Linked DNA regions of Homo sapiens: region 2 is linked to region 1. Evidence: chromatin loops called from intact Hi-C (ENCODE). Cell type or tissue: heart right ventricle. All regions are shown on one strand. Each heading gives the region's core, and the rest is flanking DNA. Links, peaks and the distances in the headings are about the cores only.

The links. Hi-C counts contacts between places; a loop is a spot of excess contacts. Peaks named below come from ENCODE experiments on the same cell type or tissue, not always from the same donor. Only the 100,000 strongest peaks of a DNase experiment are listed, where the experiment ranks them.
Region 2: it touches region 1 in a loop (28-fold over the local background); 25 of 110 quality-filtered maps call a loop at or near these places.

The regions. Positions count from the first base shown.
Region 1 is chr12:111,439,207-111,447,518 of GRCh38, reverse strand. It overlaps SH2B3 (SH2B adaptor protein 3), which reads right to left. Exons shown (of 8, transcript NM_005475.3): 3 at 665-766; 4 at 486-577; 5 at 300-394; 6 at 1-189. LOC124903019 (a long non-coding RNA gene) reads left to right here and starts at 2,774. Exons shown (of 2, transcript XR_007063462.1): 1 at 2,774-8,312. RefSeq lists enhancers at 2,115-2,384, 3,135-3,254, 6,831-7,375 and a silencer at 4,690-4,876. In heart right ventricle, for the core only: a CTCF peak has its summit at 2,284; DNase peaks (open chromatin) are centred at 1,758 and 2,358; H3K27ac peaks cover 5,000 bases.
Region 2 is chr12:111,331,314-111,339,625 of GRCh38, reverse strand. CUX2 (cut like homeobox 2) reads right to left here. Exons shown (of 22, transcript NM_015267.4): 19 at 4,916-5,185; 20 at 1,152-1,340. It also overlaps the pseudogene RNA5SP373. Among named protein-coding and RNA genes, the nearest start is that of MIR6760, 31 kb to the right of the region's middle. In heart right ventricle, for the core only: no CTCF peak of the experiment used is centred there; no DNase peak of the experiment used is centred there.

The DNA.
Region 1 (8,312 bases), core at 1,519-6,518:
TGAGCACGTATTCCCCACGCCGCGTCTCGCTCTGCCGCACCAGGAACACTCCATGAGCATCAGGGCCCTGCAGCTGAACCAGCTGAGCTGCTTTCACTCTGGAGATGGGGCCGTGGAACCAGGGGTAGCAGGACAGGAAATGGTCCGTCTTCTGGCAGGCCGGGTCCAGCAGCCCCCCAGGAGAAGCACCTGTTAGATAAGATGGGTGATGGTGGTCGCAGGGGGCTACCTTATGTCCTGGGCTGAGTCTGGGTTCCAGCGTACCCAGAAGACAATGGCCTAGCTATTGGTTTACCCACCTTGGTTAAGGGAATCTGTGCTGCCCCTTGGGGAGCTGGACGTGCTAGGCTCTAGGGCTGAGGGAATATGCATCTCTGCTTCTGTGCTCTCCAGCCTGCTGGAGAAGAGGCTGAGGTTAAGGATCTGGGCAGGTCAGGGGTGGTAGCAGCAAAGGTGGTGCCAGGGACGAGGGCCCAGGACCTCACCCTCGGCCTGTGCACTCCGAGAGCTCAGCCATCCATGAATTCAGCTGCTGCTCGTCTCCCACCTCAAAGATGATGTCTGTCCGGTCCTTCACCTGGCAGGGAGGAAGGGAACAGGGTTGGGTCTGCTGTATGTGTATGTATTTGTATTGCCCCAGGGTGTGAAAAGCCTTGTCACTCACCTTCAGCACAAAGGTGTAAAGGTTGTCAGGCATCTCAAGCCGTGTGCACCACCGGACCTCCTGGATGCTGGAGCAAGCTGCTTGTAGCTTGGGCCTTGAACTCTACGAGACCAAGTTGGGGTACTCAAGGCTTGTTCCTGATGCTCTTTCTTCCAGCCAGGCCTGAGTTTGTCTATAGTCTCCCCAGGAGTCCCCCTTTTAGAGAGAGTATCCATGGTGTTGCTGGGCAGGCTCTGAGCCTGTAGTGAGGTCCAGGGTGCCTTCCCCTAGCCTCCTGAACACCATTCACACTGAGATCCCAAGAAGCATGTGCTGGCAGAAGGCCAGCCCTCCCAGCCCATTGGACCTGGACTTGGAGACATTCCCACTCTGCCATGTGTCTGACATCCGTTTCTCTTCCCACTGGTGAGCAAACAGCTCCCTGCCCAGCCAGGTGATAGCAGCTGCTGACGGTCTCATCACACCAAGCCCAAAGGGGCAGAGCCTAGCATGGCTAGCCTAAGTTATAGCCACTGTAAAACCACAAAATCTTGGCCCTGGACCTTCCCAGGACACCCGGCACATAGGGCTGCAGGGTGGATAGGAGTTAGCCACTGTTCCTTTGCCAGCAGGAAACCTGCTCCCAGGTCTCAACTGACCCTGCAGATGCTTCCTGTGCTGGGGCACTCTGCAGCCAAGGAGCCAGCTGCTTCCGGTTGGGAATCTGCTCAGGAGGGGGTTTGCCCCTCCCCTTCCTCTTGTGATAAGACTGAAAAGATGGCCGAAAGAAGAAAAGGGGAGAAAGAGATGAGATAAGGAATGGACAGAAGTGGCCCCACTGGGCCCCCTCCATTCAGGTGTTCCTGGAAAATACTACAACCCCTAACAAACTGGGAGCAGGGGGATGGAAAGCAGAGGCAGCCCAAAGGATGTTCTAGCAACTGTGGCTTCAGGTGATCTGACCTCCACCTCAGCCCAAAAGGGCATACCTTGGACTGGAGCTGCTAGTGCTGTTGAATTGACCCCCAAAACCAGATGCTTAACCTTGCTTTACACACAGAGCTGCCAGGTACCTCTGTCGGAAGGATCATGACCCAGTGGCCTGGCCACCTCCTTTATCCCCCTTCCCCACCTGCAGGAGAGTCAATGAACAGTGAGGTAAGAGGGCAGCCTGGCAGGAGCAGGATGGCCACCTGGGCCCTTCCAGCAGGTCTCCTGGGAGCTCCCGGGCCTGCTCTGGTTGGCGGACACAACAGGCTGGGGGAGAGTAATGACTGCAGGAATGACCAACACTGGCCACAGCTCACTGCGGCCTCTCACTAGAAAGCTGCATGACTAGAAAATTCCAGCCTGAAGTGACCAGCACCAGCCAGGGCATTTTCACCTCCTACTCCCAGAGGTCCAGCAGCCAGGATGAGGCAGGCAGAGTGAGGCCTCACATGGCATCCACACGGGCACTGGACACAGCGCAGTGTGCAGGGAGTGGGGCCTCTGCGCTCTTGCCCATTTTTACAGCCAGCCAGCCCTGCAGAGCCTTCATTTCCTGTCTGCAAGATGGGTAAGGTGCGAGTGGCCACTTCCTTCTGCTACTTTTCCAGTTGGCCCTGCCTGGCCCCCACCCTTCCCCCTAGCTGCAGGCCTTAAGGATCACTGGGAGGATATAGGCCAGGCCTGGAGGGGAACGGGCCTAGTCTCCCTTTCAGTTCCGCTCCAGGCCTAGTCCCCAGTGTCAGTGCTGAGATTAACCAGCAGAGCTGCCGGTTTCACTCTGACTCTGGCCCCTGCAAGCCAGCTCCACCCCCAGCAGCTGAAGAACTGCTGAGCAGGCAGGCAGTGGTGAAAAGAGGATTCCCCTCCTCACCCACAGCCAGCCTGGCTGCCACCTGCCTGCTGGCTGAGCACAACCCAGGGGTTCTTCCCCAACTCCCCACAGCAGCCCTTGAGAGCCGCCCAGGCCTAGAGCCACAATCTCAACCCAAGCCTGCCAAGTATCAGAGCCGGGGTCCGCCACAGCTACCTGGTGGTATGGGTGTCCTATGCCAGAGGCTCCAGCCAGGTTGCAGCGTGTGGGCACATGGGCGCAGGACAACCCCTGCTTCAGTCGAAACCTCAGCCTGGACAGCTCAGGCTCTGGCCACTGCAGGGAAGGACCACCAGATGCCCATCAGATTAAGCTATATGGGGGGATGGGTGAGAGGGGAGACAAGCTCAAACCTGGGGGCTGTGTCAGCAGCTGTGGGGGCTTTAGGTTCCCTCCTCTCACATGCCCGCTATTCCACCTCCCTCAAAAGTCAAGCCAGGCCAGCAACAGCTGCTCCCTGGACCTGCTTAGGCTCTACTGTGGTTGGGTGATCAAAGTGGCCAGATCATTTCAGGTATTTGTGGTTTGAACAGTAGACTGTCACCCACCACATCCTGCAGCGTCTATTTCTGGGGAGCAAGTCTTCTCCATTCCCAGCATCTAAACAGATGGCTTCTGTTTGTTATGGCCACTGTGGCTCCAGTGGGAATAATCTATTTCTTTCTTTGCTCTGGCTGCTAGGAATCTCAAAGTCAAAGACGTAGGCCAGCTCTGACACTACCCCAACGGTAGGACTTGTATTTATTTCAACAGCTAACTTTATCCCAGATGTTATAGTTCTTTTATCCTCTAGGGTTTTTTGTTTTTGTTTTTGTTTTTTGAGACAGATTCTCACTCTGTTGCCCATGCTGGAGTGCAGTGGCGCAATCTCGGCTCACTGCAACCTCCACCTCCTGAGTTCAAGCGATTCTCCTGCCTCAGCTTCCGCAGTAGCTGGGATTACAGGCACCTGCCACCACACCCAGCTAATTTTTGTATTTTTAGTAGAGCTGGGGTTTCACCATGTTGGTTGGCCAGGTTGGTCTCGAACTTCTGACATCAGGTGATCCGCCTGCCTTGGCCTCCCAAAGTGCTGGGATTTTAGGCATGAGCCACCACGCCGGGCCCTACCCTCTAGGTTTTAAGATTCAGCCCTGACCCTGCCACTTCCTATACAACCCTGGACAAAGGGTTCGGCTCTCCATGCCTTAGTTGTCATCTGTAATTCAGCTCATTTTTTCACAAGGTGAGCTAACACAAGCGAAAGGCATGACTCGCACAGCTGTTAACAGGCCGGTGAGTAAAGCCTGCTTGGCTCCCACTACACTACTGACAGCATGACAGTCCCCTCTGAGTAGCCTAGCCACTGGGTACACCCCCAGCTTCTCTCAGCCTTACAGAACTATTGCCCCATTTTGTCACATGCTCCCTTACCATCCTGCAATAAATTCCACGTAATATAACCAACATACTACCCTAACTAATTACAAGACAGGGACAACAAAGGACTGTCACTTAGCCGAAATAAAACGTGCTTCAGTGCAACTGTAGACAACACAACCAACTACTTGGCTGCTTCTGAGTTTGTTGTGAAAAGAAGGCTAAGAACATAAGGGAGCCAAAGGGCGGGGGAGCTAGGAAAGCCAGCCTGGTTCCAGATCCACCCAGGGTCCACATGGAAATGCAGTTCCAGGCTCCCTTCAAATGGCCCTGTGCTGTGATCAGTCCCCCTGCAAAGGTCTCTGAGCCACAGTCCCGTCATCTGAGAAGTGAAGATGAAACACCAGCCTCGTGGGGTCACGCAGCTCTCCCTGACTCCCGCCTACCTGAGGATCCCTCTTTATCCCACCTGGCTGTTCAGCCCGCCTGGAGGGAATGTGACGGGCTGGAGGCAACAGACCCTTCCTCTCTAGGCCTCACTTGCCCTCATGCTGTTACCTGGAAACTGTCTTGCTACCTACTGCCCCTTCTGTGTGCTGAGGGACAGGGGACCTGTCTTGGCACAAACATTTATAGGGCCAGGATGGTCCTTCTAGAGTCTTCCGAGGTACTGGGCCACACCCCACCCTGCCAGGTCCTCATAACCAGCTTGAGTGGGGTCTGTTACTGGCTTTGCCCTCAGGCATCCAGCAGAGACAGGCAAGTCGGGGCAGGGCAGGGCTGGACACACCAGTCAAAGGCCAGAGCTCTGGTGGCGTGACCACACCTACGTGGAGAGCAAGGCTGATGGCATGGCCTCCCCTGGTGAGAGAGCAGGAAGAGGCACAGGTGAGCCTGCCACAGCAGCCCCCAGAAGCCACCATGGGGCTTCAAGGCTGTGGGAATCAGCTTGAGCTTTTTCTAAGGTGGGGAAGCTCTTAACAGGAGCAGGCCTGCTGGCTGTCCCCCTCCTCCTGGGACGCTGGAGGGCAGGACACAGGGCAGCATCTGACACACCCCAGCAGCAAGGGCTTGGCCCAGACCAGCCTTGGGGAGAGACCGCCCACCCCCGGGAACCCCCAGGCCACACTAGCTCCCTGGTGGTCTTACCTTCCCCAGAGCCTTTGAGCCCACATTCATCGGTGTACAGCAGCAGTGGGACAGGCCTCAGTCGACCCTCCAGCACCAGCCACGCCTCTGCCACACCTATGCCCTCAAGGAGGCATCTGGCAGCCTGGGCCTAGCTCTGCAGGTGGTTAGAAGAGCCCTAGCTCTACCACTTACTTACCTTTGAAACCTTGGGCAGGACACTAACTGGAGGTTCAGTTTGCTTTCAGTAATAGGGGGCCCGTAAGCAGGTCCTGTTGACCTTCTTACTGGAGGAGGAGAGGGAGGGGGTCTGAAAAGGCGCAGAGCAAATTCCAGATCCTGTCCTGGATGGCTGATCCCTCACCCCAGCCCAGAACCTGAAGTGGATGCTGCCGGGATGGATGAATGAGCATTATTATGGAAAATACTTAATCCAAGCTTACTGTCTAGTATCAAAAAGTTAACCTACTTGGGAAGCTGAGGCAGGAGAATCACTTGAACCTGGGAGACAGAGGTTGCAGTGAGCTGAGATCACACCACTGTACTCTAGACTGGTCGACAGAGTGAGACCCTGTCTTAAAAAAAAAAAAATTCCTTGCCTTCTTCCAAAAATGATTTTAGTCAGGTTAGAGACACCCAGAAAGAGCTGGGAGACAGCTGCTACAACACAGACAAGAGTCCCTCTTGCCACAGATTTGTCTCAGCTTCCTGGCAGCCAATGCAAAGGATTCTCCGAGAGAGGACAGTCATTTGTGGAAAGAGAATGCTGCTGCTTAGCTCCATTAAAGACTCTGAGAAGTCCTGCAGCAGAGAAACCTATTAAACCCATGCATTACCCAGACTTTGACCTATTTCATAGACCTTATTACCATCCCAAGGTAATATGGGATTGAGGTGAGGAAGGTCCTCACCTCGCAAACTCTCCTTAAACGTGGTGCGTCTCAGCCATTCTCTGGGGTGGGCAGCATCAAGACTGAGCCTAGTTGCTAAAAGCCATCCAGTATCCTGCCCAGAAATCCCTCAGGGCTACAGAACCATGCAGCAACTCCACCACCCTGAGGTTTGGGACACTTAGTCCTGTGCTTGAGTCCCAACTCTGCCTTCTCTTCCATAGGTAAGTGACTCACCTCTCCTAGCCTCAGTTTCCAATTTTTTTTTTTTTTTTTTAAGAGATAGGGTCTTGCTCTGTGGCCCAGGCTGGCTCACTGCAGCCTCAAACTCCTGGGGGCTCAAGTGAGCCTCCTGCCTTGGCCTCCCAGGTAGCTGGGATTACAGACACATGCCACCACATGTGGCTGATTATTTTTTTGTAGAGATAGAGATAGGATCTCGCTATGTTGTCCAGGCTGGTCTCAAACTCCTGGCTCAAGTGATCCTTCTGCCTCGGCCTCCCAAAATGAGTCTCCACGTGTGTGTATGTGTGTATTTTGTTTTTGAGGCAGGGTCCCTCTCTGTTGCCCAGGATAGAGTATAAACTAGCTCACTGCAGCCTTGACCTCCTGGGCTCAAGCAAGAGTCTGCATTTTCTAAGGTGGGATAATAATGCCACTACCCTTCCCTGAGAATATGAGCATAGTGTGTGCAACAGAGCTCCCAGAGGGTATGGAAGGATCTCAGGGGAATGGTAAGGCAGGGAGGAGCACAGGGCCTTAGGAGCTCAGCCTTAAGAGAGACTTGGGAGCAAGAAGGCCCCTCCCTGGGCAGCCCTCCTGAGTTGTCACTCCCCTGCTCCCATGCACCAGAGGCTCAAGAAGGCCTCCCTCTTCCTTTTCCATCTTTCGGTCTTGGCCCAGCACAGAGAAAGGAGCAGTAGCGTTTGCTGAATATTCTCCGAAGTGGGGATGGTGGAGAAAAAGGCACTGGAGGTTAAGGGAATAGCAAGAGCCAACACCCAGAGGGCAGAAGGCACAGCCCCAGGCTAGAAGACAACAGGGGCTTGACTGTGGCTGGAAATGACGCTCACAGACCCCACACCACCCTTTAGTGAGCATCTGCTGTGTGCCAGGCATTGGAGCCTGGGTGGCCCACCAGCAGTTTCCAGATTGTGGAATTCACAGGCCGGCAACATTTTTCAAAAAGTTTTCCAAGAGGAAGTCACAGAAATGGGCGTCACACCATCAAGGACACGACGAAACCAAGTAGGACGTCATGGTTCCAGAGCAAAGGACAATCCTGGGCATCATGGACAGTGAGATTTATGAAGGAGAAGCCTCACCACCCTGCCCCGGGCCAGCTCCGTGCAAGGAGCAGTGTGTGTGAGCCTCACGTGGCCCTCCTGTGCCTTCACCTACTTCACAGATGAGAAGGCTCAAGAGACCTCCAAGGGGGAGGGAACACAGCACAGGGTGCTTCTATGACCTTCTGGCACAGGACATCTGGAAGGGAGTTTGGAATCTGCATTTTAACATGGGACCTGGGTGGATCTGAAACCCACCGGCGTCTGAGCTGGCTGGGGTCTGAGGGAGGTCAAGAGAGCTGGGCAGGGAGGCCTCTGTCCCCCATCTTCCCCCCAGATGCCAGGGAGCCACAGAAGATGTGCAGGAGGGGAGGCACGGCCCATCCCTCAAAGGCAGAAAGTGGTGGATGCTGGGAGCTGAGCAGCCAGGATTCCAGTCCCAGACAACTGCTGGGGGAAAGGGGTATTCACAAGGAGCCCCCAGTGAGGAGAGAGGAGCCAGGCTGGAAAACAGTGTGACACCTGGGCCCTCTGGGAGTTGGGCAGCATCAAAAACTGCCATCTGTCCCATCAGACTACGCCCAAGTCTGTCCAGAATTAGCTATTTCCACCCCCACGATGCTGCTCCAGCCTACCCTCCTCTGCTCAAAACTCCCCTGCAGCTACAGGAGGCTGAAGCAGGGAGGTTGAGGCTGCCGTGAACTATGATGGTGCCACTGCACTCCAGCCTCGACAACAGAGCAAAATCTCATCTCAAAAGAAACTCCCGGCTGGGCGCAGTGGCTCACGCCTGTAATCCCAGCACTTTGGGAGGCCGAGGCGGGCAGATCACAAGGTCAGGAGTTCAAGACCAGCCTGGCCAATATGGTGAAACCCTGTCTCTATTAAAAATACAAAAATTAGGCCAGGTGCGGTGGCTCACACCTGTAATCCCAGCACGTTGGGAGGCCGAGGCAAGGCAGATCACCTGAGGTCAGGAGTTAGAGACCAGCCTGACCAACATGGAGAAACTCTGTCTCTACTAAAAATACAAAATTAGCCAGGTGTGATGACACATGCCTATAATCCCAGCTGCTCGGGAGGCTGAGGCAGGAGAATCGCTTGAACCCAGGAGGCAGAGGTTGTGGTGAGCCAAGATCGTGCCA
Region 2 (8,312 bases), core at 2,270-7,269, 110 kb after region 1:
TGCCCAGCTCAATGCCAGCTTATCTTCCATCCAAATACTAACCAGGCCTGACTCGGCTTAGCTTCTGAGATCAGCATTCCGGGTGGTATGGCTGTAGACAATGCCAGCTTATCTTATCAGGATATAATGTCAGACAATGTGAGAACTTGCAATCTCCTTGCCCAGCCCTACAAGAGACGGTTCCTGGTCCTGTCCTTTGTTATGTAGAATCTGGGTAATGGGCCAAGGGCTGATCTACAAAACAGGGGGCTGAGGCAGAGGAGGGAGGGAGGTACACAGAGTTTTGGGAAATAGACAGTTGGGGCTGGCAACAGACTTTGGTGTAGCTTCAGAGGTGTGAAAGGACAACAAGAGATGGGGTGTTAGGTTTCCTTTTGTTTCTTTCTTTTTTTTTTTGAGACAGAGTCGTTCTGTCGCCCAGGGTGGAGTGCAGTGGCGTGATCTCAGCTCACCGCAACCTCCACCTCCTAGGTTCAAGTGATTCTCCTGCCTCAGCCTCCCAAGTAGCTGCGATTACAGGTGTGCACCACCATGCCCAGCTAATTTTTTATTTTTAGTAGAGACAGGGTTTTGCCATATTGGCCAAATTGGTCTTGAACTCCCGACCTCAGGTGATCTGCCCGCCTCAGCCTCCCAAAGTGCTGAGATTACAGGCGTGAGCCACTGCACCTGGCAGAGTATTGGCTTTTCATGGGAGAGGTAGTAAATATTTACCAACTTTTTTAAAAATTGGAGATGGGGTCTTACTGCACTGCACAGGCTGGAGTGCAGTGGCTATTCACAGCTTTGATCATAGCACATTGCAGCCTTGAACGATCCTCCTGCCTTAGCCTCCCAAGTGATCCTCAAGCAATCCTCCTGCCTTAGCCTCCCAAGTGATCTGCAAGCCTTAGCCTCCCAAGTGATCCTCCTGTCTTAGCCTCCCAAGCAGCCAGGACTACCCATGCCCTGCCACTGCGACAGGCTGTAAATATCTTCACTGCTTTCAATCACATTGTTACATTGTTTTTCAAGGTTGCTATTTCATGCAGTCCCATAGTAGGCTGAGACTGGACCATGGGAGCCCTGGGTTTATGTGGGTTACAGCTAGATATGGTTCTGGGGAAAATCTGAGACCCAGTGCTGGGGCCCATCCTCTGCCCAAGTCTTACCTTTCTTCTCCAGCTTCTTCATATCCCTCAGCTTCTCCACGTTATGGGGGTCATTGAGCCACAGCTGCATGCGGACAAAAGGCTCCCGCCCCTTCAGGCTCAGCTTGTGCCAGGGTTTGGGCCGGGACAGCAGGTCAGACACGGAGCCCTGTGTCAGACCCAGGATGCTTTCCCCAAACAGCCGCTGCCCTGGGGATAGGGGAGGGGAGCAATCTGTTACCCGAGGCTGGGCAGAGAAGCCTACTCCCAGGAGAGACATGGAATAGGCCAGAGACACAGGGGAGAGCCTCGAGGCTATCTCCACTGACTCCGAAGGGAGGGCCAGAGACGGCGGAGGACCCACACCTGATGTGAAGCCGAGGGGGGTCTGTCTGTAAAAGAGATTTGGGGGCAGGACGAGGCAGCAACCAACAAAAGAGCTTTTTTTTTTTTTCTTTTTTTGAGACAGAGTTTCACTCTATTGCCCAGGCTGAGCGTAGTGGCATGATCTTGGCTCCCTGCAGCCTCTGCCTCCCAGGTTCAAGCAATTCTCCTGCCTCAGCCTCCCGAGTAGCTGGGATTACAGGCACGTACTACCACACCCAGCTAATTTTTGTATTTTTAGTAGAGATGGGGTTTCCCATGTTGGCCAGGCTGGTTTCAAACTCCTGACCTCAGGTGATCCATCTGCCTTGGCCTCCCAAAGTGCTGCAATTACAGGCGTGAGCCACTGGGCCTGGCCCAAAAGTGCTTTTTTAATTTAAGAGGTTCTTTACTCCTAGGAGATCCCTGAAATTGTCTGCCAACATCATACACACAAATTTGTATCACCGTGTTGGAGGATAATTTGACAGATTCCATCCCAGTTTTAAATGTGCACAGCTTCGGAGCAAGCAGTTCCACTGCCTGGGATAGCTGCACTTGCCCAAGTTCACACAGATGCACACAGACTTATTTTTAGAGGCAGCAGGAAAGTGGAAAAAGCCAAAATGCCCATCAGTTGGGTAAAAAACTGTGGCGCATCCATGGCCTGAAACACTCTCCAGTGGTGAAAAAGAATGCGGGTAATAGAATTATTCTAACGTGGGTGGAAGGGTGCCCACAAAATAGTGTTCATTTTTCTTTTCTTTTTTTTTTTTTTTTGAGACAGGGTCTCACTCTATCACCTAGGCTGGAGTGCAGTGGTGTGATCTCAGCTCACTATAACCTCTGCCTCCCAGGTTCAAGTGATCCTCCCACCTCAGCCTCCCAAGTAGCTGAGAGCACAGGCTTAAGCCACCACACCTGGCTAATTTTTGTATTTTTATTTTTCATTTTTTTGGGGACAAAGTTTGGCTCTATCACCCAGGCTGGACTGCAGTGGTGTGATCTTGGCTCCTTGCAACCTCTGTCTCCTGGGCTCAAGCCATCCTCCTGCCTTATCCTCCCGAGTGGCTGGGACTATAGGCACACACTACCATGCCCAGTTAATTTTTCTATTTTTTGTAGAGACGGGGTTTCGCCGTGTTGCCCAGGCTGGTCTGGAACTCATGCCCTCCAACAGTCCTCCCGCCTCGGCCTCCCAAAGTGCTGGGATTACAGGTGTGAGCCACTACACCCAGCCTAGTGTTCATTTTTCAAAAGCAAGTTGCAACGCAATATTTGTATCATTTCGTCTACACAGAAAAAAAAGGAGAGGAAATTAAGTGTATATATGTTCTTATATGTGTTCAGAAAGTGTCAAAGAGACATTAAAAAACTGAAGTGTGGGCTGGGCACGGTGGCTCACACCTGTAACCCCTGCATTTTGGGAGGATGAGGCGGGAGGATCACTTGAGGTCAAGAGTTCGTGACCAGTCTGGCCAGCATGGTGAAACTCTGTCTCTACTAAAAATAAAAAAATTAGCCAGGAGTGGTGGCTCAGGCCTGTAATCCCTGCTACTAGGGTGGCTGAGGCAGGAGAATCACTTGAACCTGGGAGGCGGAGGTTGCAGTGAGCTGAGATCGTACGACTGCACTCCAGCCTGGGGCCTGGGTGACAGGAGACTCCATCTTAAACACACACACACACACACACACACACACACACACAACACTGAAGTGTCTGAGAGGCCAATGGGGAGGGATTTATTTACTTTTTTAGTAACTTTTTTTTTCCTGTACTTTTCGGTATACCTTAAAACAATGAATATGTCTTATTTTTATAACAGGAATTGTAGTGAAAATGTTGGGGTTTGCATACATCCCTCTGGTAGGGGGGCATCACCCGCATTTAAGACTCAGAGGAATTTGTGTCCCAAAAAGGGAAAGAGCCCTAGAAGAGATTTTTCCACTGTGGCCCAAGAGGGCAAAGACTTCAGCACCGGGTGAGGACTGAGCTGGAGTTCCGCAGTGACTGGGGTTCTCCACGTCTTCCTGGAAGGAAGTTTTTAAAGCCGTGGGCTGAGAATTCCAGGTCCTCTCAGACCTGCATTCACTTTGTCCTATCCCAGACCCAGGTCAGAGCCAGATGCCTCACACAGGGTCCTGGATGCCCTGGGGCTGACTCCAGTGCCCTGGGATCTCACCGTGGGCACTTTTGTCTTTTTTTTTTTTTAATTTAACTTTTTTAGAGACAAGGTCTTCCTCTGTCGTCCAGGCTGGAGTGCAATGGCATGATCATAGCTCACTGCAGCCTTGAATTCCTGGGCTCGTGCAGGCCTCCTGCCTCAGCTTCCTGAGGACTATAGGCATTCACCACAATGTGTGAAGTTTGTTTGCATGAAGTTTGCAGCTAATTTTAGGAAGCTTTTTTATTTTTTATTTTTTTGGAGATGGAGTCTCACTGTGTTGCCCAGGCTGGAGTGCAGTGGTACAATCTCGGCTCACTGCAACCTCCACCTCCTGGATTCAAACGATTCTCCTCAGCCTCCTGAGTTGCTGGGATTCCAAGTGCATGCCACCACACCCGGCTACTTTTTGTATTTTTAGTAGAGATGGGGTTTCACCATGTTGGCCAGGCTGATCTGGAACTCCTGACCTGAGGTGATTCGCCTGCCTTGGCCTCCCAAAGTGCTGAGGTTACAGGCGTGAGGCACCGGGCCCAGCTTGTTTTTTATTTTACTGATTGACTGATTTTTTTTTTGAGATGAGGTCTCGCTCTGTCGCCTTGGCTAGAGTGCAGTGGTGTGATCTCGGCTCACTGCAACCTCTGCCTCCCAGGTTCAAGCGATTCTCCTGCCTCAGCCTCCCAAGTAGCTGGGACTACAGGCATGTGCCACCACGCCTGGTTAATTTTTTTGTATTTTTAGTAGAGACGAGGTTTCACCATGTTGGCCAGGCTGGTCTCGAACTGCTGACCTCAGATGATCCACCTGCCTGGGCCTCCCAAAATGCTGGGATTACAGGTGTGAGCCACCATGCACAGCCATTAATTTATTTTATAGACAAGGTCTTGCTCTGTTGCCCAGGCTGGCATGCAGTGGCATGATCATAGCTCACTGCAGCCTTGAACTCCTGGGCTCACGCGATTCTCCTGCCTCAGGCTCCTGAGTTGCTAGGACTACAGGCATGCACCAACACGTGTGAAGTTTGTATGCATGGAGTTTTCAGCTAATTTTAAAAAGCTTTTTTAAGATATGAGATCTTGCTATGCTGCCCAGGTTGGCCTCAAACTCCTGGCCTCAAGCGATCCTCCCTCCCTGGCCTCCCAAAGCACTGGAATTACAGGTATGAGCCACTGGGTCCCAGCTCCAGACACCTTTTCAAGGCAAGTAGGAGCCAACCCAGGTGGGAGGCAGCCTCTCCGATTCCCACCCGCTCCGTACCTAGATTGTTGTCTGTGAGGACCTCCTTCACCCTCTTGGTGATGGAGTACGTGTCCAGCTCGGGGGACATGGCCACGATCTCCTGGATGCCCCCTGGGGCCTGGCTGCCTGAGTACATCTTCCCGCTCAACGAGGAGCTGGAGCGGCCCTCTGGCTGCTGGTTCTCCTTGCTGCTCTCCAGGGACAGGCTCAACGGCTCCTGGGAGCTCTTCTCAGGCTCTGTGGGGCTGGGGGGTGGGGATGGTGAGGACCTTGGTTCTGTGGGACTGGCTGTGGGCCACAGAGAAAGAGAAGGTGGTTACTATAATCTGGCACAGACACATCCACTTTCGGGAGGCTTGCTTCTTACAGCCAAGAGTTGCCAAACACCCATTTTGCAACCACTGTAGTAATAATCGCTCAGGTAGGGACCACCCTGGATGCTAAAACTAGTGGATGAAAGTTTGATGAGGACTGGACTGGGATTTCTACAAAGTCTCCAAGTATCTCCCCACATGATGCTTAGCAATTTTTTTTTTTTTTTTAAGACGGAGTCTCGCTCTGTTGCCTAGGCTGGAGTGCAGTGGTGTGATCTCGGCTCACTGCAACCTCCGCCTCCCGGGTTCAAGCGATTCTCCTGCCTCAGCCTCCCAAGTAGCTGGGACTACAGGCATGCGCCACTACGCCCTGCTAATTTTTTGTATCTTTAGTAGAGACGGGGTTTCACCATGTTAGCCAGGATGGTCTCAATCTCCTGACCTCATGATCCACCCGCCTCAGCCTCCCAAAGTGCTGGGATTACAGACATGAGCCACCACACCTGGCCGATGCTTAGTAATTACAAAGGGAAAAGTAGCCACTTTACAGTACAGAGACCTGGTTGGACTCTCTCTGTCACCCAGGCTGGAGTGCAGTGGTGCGATCTCGGCTCACTGCAACCTCTTTCCCGGGTTCAAGCGATTCTCCTGCGTCAGCCTCCTGACTAGCTGGGATTACAGGCACTGGTGGATACCATCTTAACCAATGATCCAAGTTACTATCACCAATCACAGGGCAAGTCAGCAACATGGGCCTCCTGAGAGGATGGCCTGAGAAGGACATGGCATCACTTCTGTGATATTCCCAGCCCCAAGTACACAGCCCGAATCTGATTTCAAGGGAACATCAGGCAACCAAACTCAGACTGTCCAGGAAATAACAGCCTCTACTCTTCAGAAAGGGCAACACTGGAAAACAAAGAAAGGCAGAACTGTCGAAATCAAAACATGAAAACTAAACACAAGTGATCTTGAATCTCATCCTGCACAGGGAAAAGAAATTTACATATTTTATTTAATTAATTCATTTTGAGACAGGGTCTTGCTGTGTTGCCCAGGATGGAGTGCAGTGGCTTGGTGATAACTCACTGCAACCTCGACCTCCTGGGCTCAAGTGATCCTTCCACCTTAGCCTCCCAAGCAGCTCGGACCACAGGTGTGCATCATCATGCCTGGCTCACTTTTCTTTTTTTGAGACAAGAGTTTCACTCTGTCTCAAAAAACTTCACCCAGGCTGAAGTGCAGTGGCATGATCTTGGCTCACTGCAACCTCCACCTCACGGGTTCAAGAGATTCTTGTGCCTCAGCCTCCTAAGTCACTGGGATTATAGGTGCATGCCACCACACCCGGCTAATTTTTTGTATTCTTAGTAGAGACGGGGTTCCACCATGTTGGCCAGGCTGGTCTCAAACTCCTGACCTCAAGTGATCTACCTGCCTTAGCCTCCCAAAGTGCTGGTATTGCAGGCGTGAGCCACAGCACCTGGCCAAGATTTATATATTGTATCTAAAAATTTATATAGCTCATAAAGGATATTATTGGGACAACTGAAGAAACCTGAATATAGATGGTGGGATACATGCCAGTATTTTACCACTGTAAAATTTCTTGTTTTTGGAAAGCACTTGTTGAAGCATTTAGGGCTAAAGGGACAAGATGTCAATGAATTCCTCAAATGGCAGAGAAAGAGCACGATTATGGCAAAATTAATAACTGTTCAAACTGGGTACAGTGCAGGGAGTTTGCTGTTCTACTGTTTCAATTTTTCTGTAAATTAGAAGTTACCTCAAAACGAAAAGTTAAATAAACGGCAACAACTAAAGAAGTCAGCAATGATCCAGCAATGATCTACAAGTTCAACCACAGGAGATTGGCTGAATAAAATATGGGGGATCCCTGCAGTGGGCTCTTCCGAGGCAATGAAAGAAAATGTAATGAAAAGATGTCCATGGTGCAATGCCACATTAAAAAGCTAGATTGGGGCCGGGTGCAGTGGCTCATGCCCATAATCCCAGCAATTTGGGAGGCCAAGGTGGGAGGATCACCTAAGGTCAGGAGTTGGAGACCAGCCTGGCCAAATGGTGAAACCCCGTCTCTACTAAAAAATACAAAAATTAGCTGGGCATGGTGGCACATGCCTGTAATCCCAGCTACTCGGGAGGCTGAGGCAGCAGAATCGCTTGAACCTGGGAGGCGGAGCTCGCAGAGAGCCGAGATCACACCACTGCACTCCAGCCTGGGCAATAGAGCAAGACTCTGTTTCCAAAAAAAAAAAAAAAAAAAAAGGTAGACAGATTTTTAAACTACATTTTTCATTTTTCTTTTTTTTTGGAGATGGAGTCTCACTCACTCTGTCGCCCAGGCTGGAGTGCAGTGGCATGATCTTGGCGCACTGCAACCTAGCCTCCTGGGTTCAAGTGATTCTCCTGCCTCAGCCTCCCCCATAGCTGGGATTACAAGCGTTTGCCACCACACCCGGCTAACTTTTGTATTGTTAGTAGAGATGGGGTTTCGCCATATTGGCCAGGCTGGTCTTGAATTCCTGACCTCAAGTGATCCACCCTCCTCGGCGCCCCCAAAGTACTGGGATTACAGGCTTGAACTACCATGCCGGGCCCATTTTTCATTTTTCAAAAGACATTTTGTGTGACTATATATTGGAAAAATGATTTGAAAGATATCTGGGGCTTGTGATCTCGGGTGGATGACTTTGCCAAGCCTCCGTCCTTCCATCTGTTAAATGGGGCCATAAGACACGTAGCATTATACATACTACTTGGGGCCATCGAGAGACCTCCATGAGATAACGTGGGGCAAGGGTCCACCTCCACCTCCTCTACCACCTCCACCTCCTGGGGCATTAGAGGCACCCATGGGAGTCCCAGTGTGAGCTGAGCCTCCTGAGAAACCAGGAAAGGTGGGAGCATCCCCAGGGAGGCACCCCTAATGGGTTGGCAAGCATGGTGTGGGGTCTAGGAATCCCAGCACTGGCCACACCTAATCCCAGCACATTAGAAAAAGATGCCTCTTCCTTGAGGCATTCAACTGCCACCTGCTGGAAACTTGTTAAAATAACCATTAAAATGTATGACAGCTGGAA